Regions from separate parts of the Homo sapiens genome. Here region 2 is linked to region 1. Evidence: chromatin loops called from intact Hi-C (ENCODE). Cell type or tissue: GM12878. All regions are shown on one strand. Links, peaks and the distances in the headings refer to the core of each region. The heading gives the core; the rest is flanking DNA. Region 1 overlaps LOC105374945 (a long non-coding RNA gene). Region 2 overlaps LOC101928354 (a long non-coding RNA gene).

Region 1 (2,911 bases), core at 291-2,790:
GGGCCTCTCCTGCTTGACCTTGCCCTGGAGGCTGCTGTCCTTCCATGGGTGGGTGCCCAGGCTGAGCTTGCACGGGCTCCTTCATGTCCCCCTTGGTCAACCTAGGTGAAGAGGGGAAGAATCCAGCTCCCACCATGCACCTTATTGACAGAAGCCTTCCTCAGATGAATATTCATGAGCAGCCTAAGTTTCTTTGGCTTTTCTGTTTACTAGTTTTATTAGCTCTTGAGAGGGGAGAGAGAGAGAGAGAGAGAGAGAGACTGGGGGAGACAGAGAAAGAAGCTGGGTGCGGTGGCTCATGCCTATAATCTCAGCACTTTGGGAGGCTGAGGCAGGAGGACTGCTTGAGCCCAGGAGTTCAAGACCAGCTGAGCAACATAGCAAGATCCCATCTCCATAAAAAAAGAAAAATAAAAATTGAAGAGAGAGAGAGAGAGAGAGAACTTTCCATAATTAATAGAGATAAGGTCAGCAAGATAACTCTTTTTTGCTCTTTTCCTAATTGCCCCTTCCTGGGGTGATTCCTTTCCTAAATGGGCCTCCTCTTAATCCTCAAGCTATTATGATATAAAAATTAAAGTGTGATATCCTGGCTCGCCCATTTCCTATTAATGGAATGACCTGTGGTAATCAATAGAGGAAATGCAGGAATGTTAACAGATGTGTGGTTCTGTTTGAGAGTCTCCAATTAAGTGATATGTCTTCAAGGTGGAAAGATGAGATCATTTTGAAATTAGTTTCTTTTTGGCTTTTTAAGTCTTTGGTTATTATCAATTGCATTAAAAAAACCAATTGGAAAGGAAAATCGATCGGTGCTGAATTCCTCCCCCACCTGAAGTCTTCATGCTTCCTCAGGTGATAGGATGCTAGAGAGGAAAATTTGGAATTAGCTTTTAAAAGGAAGAGAAATGACGGTGTAACCATCTGCCAAATACATGGAAACAACAACAACAAAAACCTCATCATTCACCTGGCCTGGCAAATAGGTTTGTGCATTTTTTTTCTTTTCTGTCCACCCTGTTGTTTGTCAGAGGTTGACCAAGAACTTGTCCAAGGGCCATTCCTGTGGTGTCATTGGTTAGAGACTTTTTAACAATTTCAAGTTCTGGTGAAATACTGTGAGTAAATAAAGAGAGAATTTTGCCTGAGTTTAAGGGGCTTTCCTGGGAGGTAATGTATTTTGTGGCCTAACACTTCATTACTTAGCCTGCAGATCTGGTTTCTTTTGAAAACAAACCCTAAGTCTGGAACTTTCCATGCTGAGAGTCCACGTCAGTTTCAAGAAGGCCTGGTAAGATGTAGCTGAGTAAAAACGAGACTCAATATGAATGATTACTGCTGTTCTTTCTCACTGGGAAGCCTGGGGACGTCAAGGATAAAATGACCTTTTGTACAGTGGTGATATTTCTCCATGTCTCAGCCTTTTTATCAGCATAACTATGGCCAAACCCAGTGCTTTTGTGGAAAACATTGGTAGCACCGTCATCTCAGAAGTCTTTATGTAACTTCCCATAGTCATGTCAGAGGAGATGGGGATACAAATCATCAAACGCTTCTCTTTGGATTGTGCAAGTCAGCAAATCAGCTCTGGCGATTTCCAAAGAGCTAAGACTACCATCCCTGGGTATGGTCCCTGAGTCTTCTTTCCCCATCCTCTACAGCCCCCACTCAAAGAAAGTGCCTCAAACAGATGGAATGACGCAGAGGTAGAATTGCAAACTTCAGAAATGCATGCTTAAGAGGGCAGGTGAGCCGGGTGTGGAGGCTTACATCTGTCTTCCCAGCACTTTGGGAGGCAGAGGAGAGTGGATTGCTTAAGCCCAGAAGTTCCAGACCAGCCTGGGCAACATGGCAAAACTCCATCTTAATGAAACATGCAAAAATTAGCTGGGTGTGGTGGTGCACGCCTATAGACCCAGCTACTCAGGGAGGATCACCTGTACCTTGGAGGTCAAGGCTGCAGTGAGCCATGATGGCACCACTGCACTCCAGCCTGGGCAGCTGAGCGAGACCCAATTTCAAGAAAAAAAAAAAAGGCATGTGATTATTTTCTTCCAACATCCATCTGTCCCCCAAGTGTTGTAGGTCCTTCTGCACAAAAGTTCCATACCCTCCCTTCTCCTTTGGTTTTCTAATTTAAGTGTGATGAGTAGCAGCCAGCCAAGTGAAAGAAAGGCCTAGGGATTTCAAAGGAAAGATACAAGGCTGGCGGCAAAAAGGAAGGGCTTTCTCCTCACTGGGCCCTCTTCAGTGGCTTGAACTGTGAGACTCCTGGAGGTATCAGCGCTTGGTTCAACCCTAAAAGAAGTTGCATCAGACATGGCAACTTTGGCCTGCTTTGCTTGTATTCTCTGTGGCGAATGGAGTATTAATAAGTGGCTCTCTGGGGAAGTTTGCGCAGCTCATACTAGAAAACAAATAGATACGTAAAGTTCTTGAATGATGTAGATGTGATGCCATATCTGCTCTCCTTCCCATAATTTCAGAGAAAAATCAAGGACGATGTGTGGTGAACATAATTCCTCATTTTTCCTTTATCCATGAAATATTTGCTTTAAAGCAGCAGCTAAAACCACAGGTTTTAGTGAGCAGATTATTACCTTTCTGAGAGACACAGAGATTAAGAGAATGGTCAGTTGCTTGCCACTGAGTAGGGAAAAGGGAGAAAAATTATGATTCAAGGCATTTTCTCTGCTTCCAGTTAGCTGCTGGGGGGGACTGGATTATGCTTCTCCAATATCTGAAGGGTTGTTGAGCTGAAGGCAGTAAGAAGCAAATGCAGGAAAGCTCTCATCTTCCCCTCTGGTTACCTAAAAGCAGGACATAGATTTACAAAGACAAAAGGTACCCTGGCCACCCCTCCTCCCGGAGAGAACAAAGGTTAACCACTGAAGGCAACTTTGTACTCTTA
Region 2 (2,911 bases), core at 262-2,761, 210 kb after region 1:
AGGGTGCAAAGCCAGTGGTCTCTTCTTTGTATTAACTAATGCCCTGGCACTCTCCCTGAAACCCCTGCTCTTTTGACCTCAGGGATGCTATGATCACTTAATTTTCCTCATTCTCCCATGATTCCTCTTTTGCAGCCTCATTTGCTTGCTTATCTTTTTCACGTTCTCTTTAAACTGGCACAACCCAACATGCTCCCATCACCCCTCCTATTCTTCATCCTCTTCCCCCAAAAGGGTCCCCTATGCCTAATGTGCAGAAGACTGTCAGGCACTCCATGCGCTTCCAACAGCTCAAGGACTTACCCATTGCTTATTCTAGAGGCAACTCTGACCCAGGGTAACCCTGCACAAACCAGAGACTCATGCGGTCTAGTTTCAAAGGGAATGCTGAATTTAGGGAAACTGTCTAGCCTCCAAAGGAATTTAAAAATAACCCAAATCCTTTATTCCCATTTTCAAAGATCATCAAAAATGGAATCCAAATACAGAGTTCACAGCAAATGATTCTTCTCCTACTTTGTTCTCCATCCCAGCTTCCCCTGCCAATTATTCAGAGTCTCTTAACTCTTCAAATCCTAGAAAACGCTCTCATCCCTCTCCATCATTCCTTACTCTCATGACTTTCTTCTCCTGATTGCAGGGCTGTCACCATCTTGCACTGCCAGCTGTCCTCTCTGAAGGTTGAACTCCTAACAGAAGTTTCCTCATGTTTGTGGTAGCAGCACCTTGAGAAGTAGAGAAGACAAGAAGAAAAAAGGAGTCAGCACAGATGACAAGCTCTGCTTTTTAGTGTACATGGTCTTCCCCAGTATGCACATTCTTTTCCTATTCTTGACTTATCTCCCTTAACGATAAAATGGCCAAGTTAGAAACCCTAGACACTCTTATTCTCTTTTCTTTCTTTCTTTCTTTTCTTTCTTAAGAGACAGGGTCTCATTCTGTCACCCAGGCTGGAGTACAGTGGCACAACTGTAGGTAGCTCACTGCAGCCTGAAATTCCTAGGCTCAAGTGATTCTCCTGCCTCAGCGACTTCGGAGTGGCTGAGATTCCAAGCTTAAACCATTGTGTCCTGCACTTCTCACTTTCATGGCTGTTATCCTGGGGGTCATCAACTTTTCTAGATCTGATTACAGAAATGTCTCTTCTTTTTTCTTTATTGCTGCTGTTAAAGCTTTGATCCAGATCTTTCTCAAGTCTTAGTTATTTTAGAGTCTGTTAGCTGATTTTCCTGACATGCATCTCTCTCGGTCCTCTAATCTTCCATGTACACTGCTGCTGCTGCTGCTGTGAAGCAGATCTGGTCACCTCAGTCTCTTGGTTGACAATCTTGCATTGCTCCCCATTGCGTGCATATGGCTGAAAGTCCTTTCTTTGGCATCGACAGTCCTTCATATTGTCTTTCCTTCAGGATGTCCCTCTCATTACTCTTCTCCATGGTGCCGCAGCTCTCTCACATTGTCTGTTCACTGCTCCCCAATCCTCCCTTCACTTTCACTCTTTGACTTTCTGTTCATGATGTTTGTACTTCGTGGAACACCCTCCTGCCCTCTCTAGCTGGGTGACTCCTTCACGTTCTTCAAGGCCCAGCCTTGCTGCTTCCTCTTTCATGAAACCACCTCAGTGCTATTTTCCAGCTCAGGGGCTTTCCACTTTGTGCTCACAGGAATTTGTTTGTGCCTTTATGATGTCACTTATCACACTCTGTTTATCTTTCCTACTACATTGTAAGCTCAAAAGCAGGAGCATTATTCGTTTTGGAAAAATCTCCAGTACCCAATCTGTAGAAGTTGCTACATAAATGATGCCTTATTCACACGCAAACAAATTAGTGTTTATTCACCTTCAGCGTGCCTCTTCATCATATTATTGTGTGAAGCCTGAAAGAACCTCTGATTCTTGCTTGAAGGTGGAAGAATTTCACTCTAAACAGCAGCTAGGCTATCTGAATGAGGCAGCAGAGGAAATTTATTGGTGTAGAAAGAATGCAGTGGGGTCAGTGCTGCTGTGCAGCAGATCTTTAGCCAGCTGTAAACAAGCCTGCTATGTGTGAAAATAGAGACTTACAAAGCAGGTGTATTAGAGTACCGTTTTTCATCTTGTCAAAGGAATCATCTTTGCATTTGCTCCTCTTCTCTATTCTGTATCATAATCTGTAACACACAAGGGAATAGCCATTAGAAAATTCTGTCGATTTTCTCTCCTAAATCTCTAATTTGATGACTTTCCTCTATTTCTCCTGCCTATGCTCTCGCTGTTTTCTTTCCTCTTCTAGATTATTGCAACCTGTCTGACTAGCTTCAGGCTTCAGCTTCAATAGCACTTCCTTTCAAACCTTTTCTACCCTCCAAGACTGGGTTAGGTGACTTGCCTGCATGCTCCTATACCATAACTGCCTTTAAAAATTTTTCCTTATCTCTTATCAGACTCCAAGTTTCTTAGCATCCTGAGCTCATTCATCTTTTTACTTCCGTTGCCTGCACATAACAACTGCTCAGTAAATATTTATTGCATGAAGGAATTACAAAAGTATATATCCAAATATTTTGAACTCTTTTGTTTTTGCATGATATCTACTAATTGGAGCAAGACACATTTATATTTTGATGTGGAAAACCAGGCTGCTTAATGAAATGAATTTCACTGGCTTAGCAAGTAGGCGTTTTGTTTCCGCCTTTGTCTTTGACTTTTCAATACCAATTAAGATTTGCATAATGTAAACATGTATTGAGAGTTATGTCTTGGGGTGGGGCTAGGCACTTGCACATCCATTCTCTTTCTTCCCCATAGTTTTTCATCAGTTAATTGCAGATAGTAATTATATCTGTTAGCAAATAGTGCTGTAAAGAGTGACTTTTCATCTTGAAAGAATGTATGTGCTTCCCTAATCACCTGAGTTATTACTAGAATGTT

What was found. A loop is a pair of places that touch in the nucleus more often than their neighbours do. Peaks named below come from ENCODE experiments on the same cell type or tissue, not always from the same donor. Only the 100,000 strongest peaks of a DNase experiment are listed, where the experiment ranks them.
Region 2: it touches region 1 in a loop (2.6-fold over the local background); 3 of 110 quality-filtered maps call a loop at or near these places.

Annotation. Positions count from the first base shown.
Region 1 is chr6:14,874,215-14,877,125 of GRCh38, reverse strand. LOC105374945 (a long non-coding RNA gene) reads left to right here. Exons shown (of 5, transcript XR_007059473.1): 3 at 856-2,911. Among named protein-coding and RNA genes, the nearest start is that of JARID2-DT, 370 kb to the left of the region's middle. RefSeq lists enhancers at 1-140, 1-421, 1,204-1,263, 1,284-1,353. In GM12878, for the core only: no CTCF peak of the experiment used is centred there; a DNase peak (open chromatin) is centred at 1,245; H3K27ac peaks cover 1,390 bases.
Region 2 is chr6:14,660,023-14,662,933 of GRCh38, reverse strand. All of the region lies in intron 1 of LOC101928354 (a long non-coding RNA gene), which reads left to right. LOC102724463 (a long non-coding RNA gene) reads right to left here. Exons shown (of 3, transcript XR_926514.4): 1 at 1,084-2,911; 2 at 613-725. Among named protein-coding and RNA genes, the nearest start is that of LINC01108, 380 kb to the right of the region's middle. RefSeq lists enhancers at 1,450-1,569, 1,660-1,739. In GM12878, for the core only: no CTCF peak of the experiment used is centred there; a DNase peak (open chromatin) is centred at 1,563.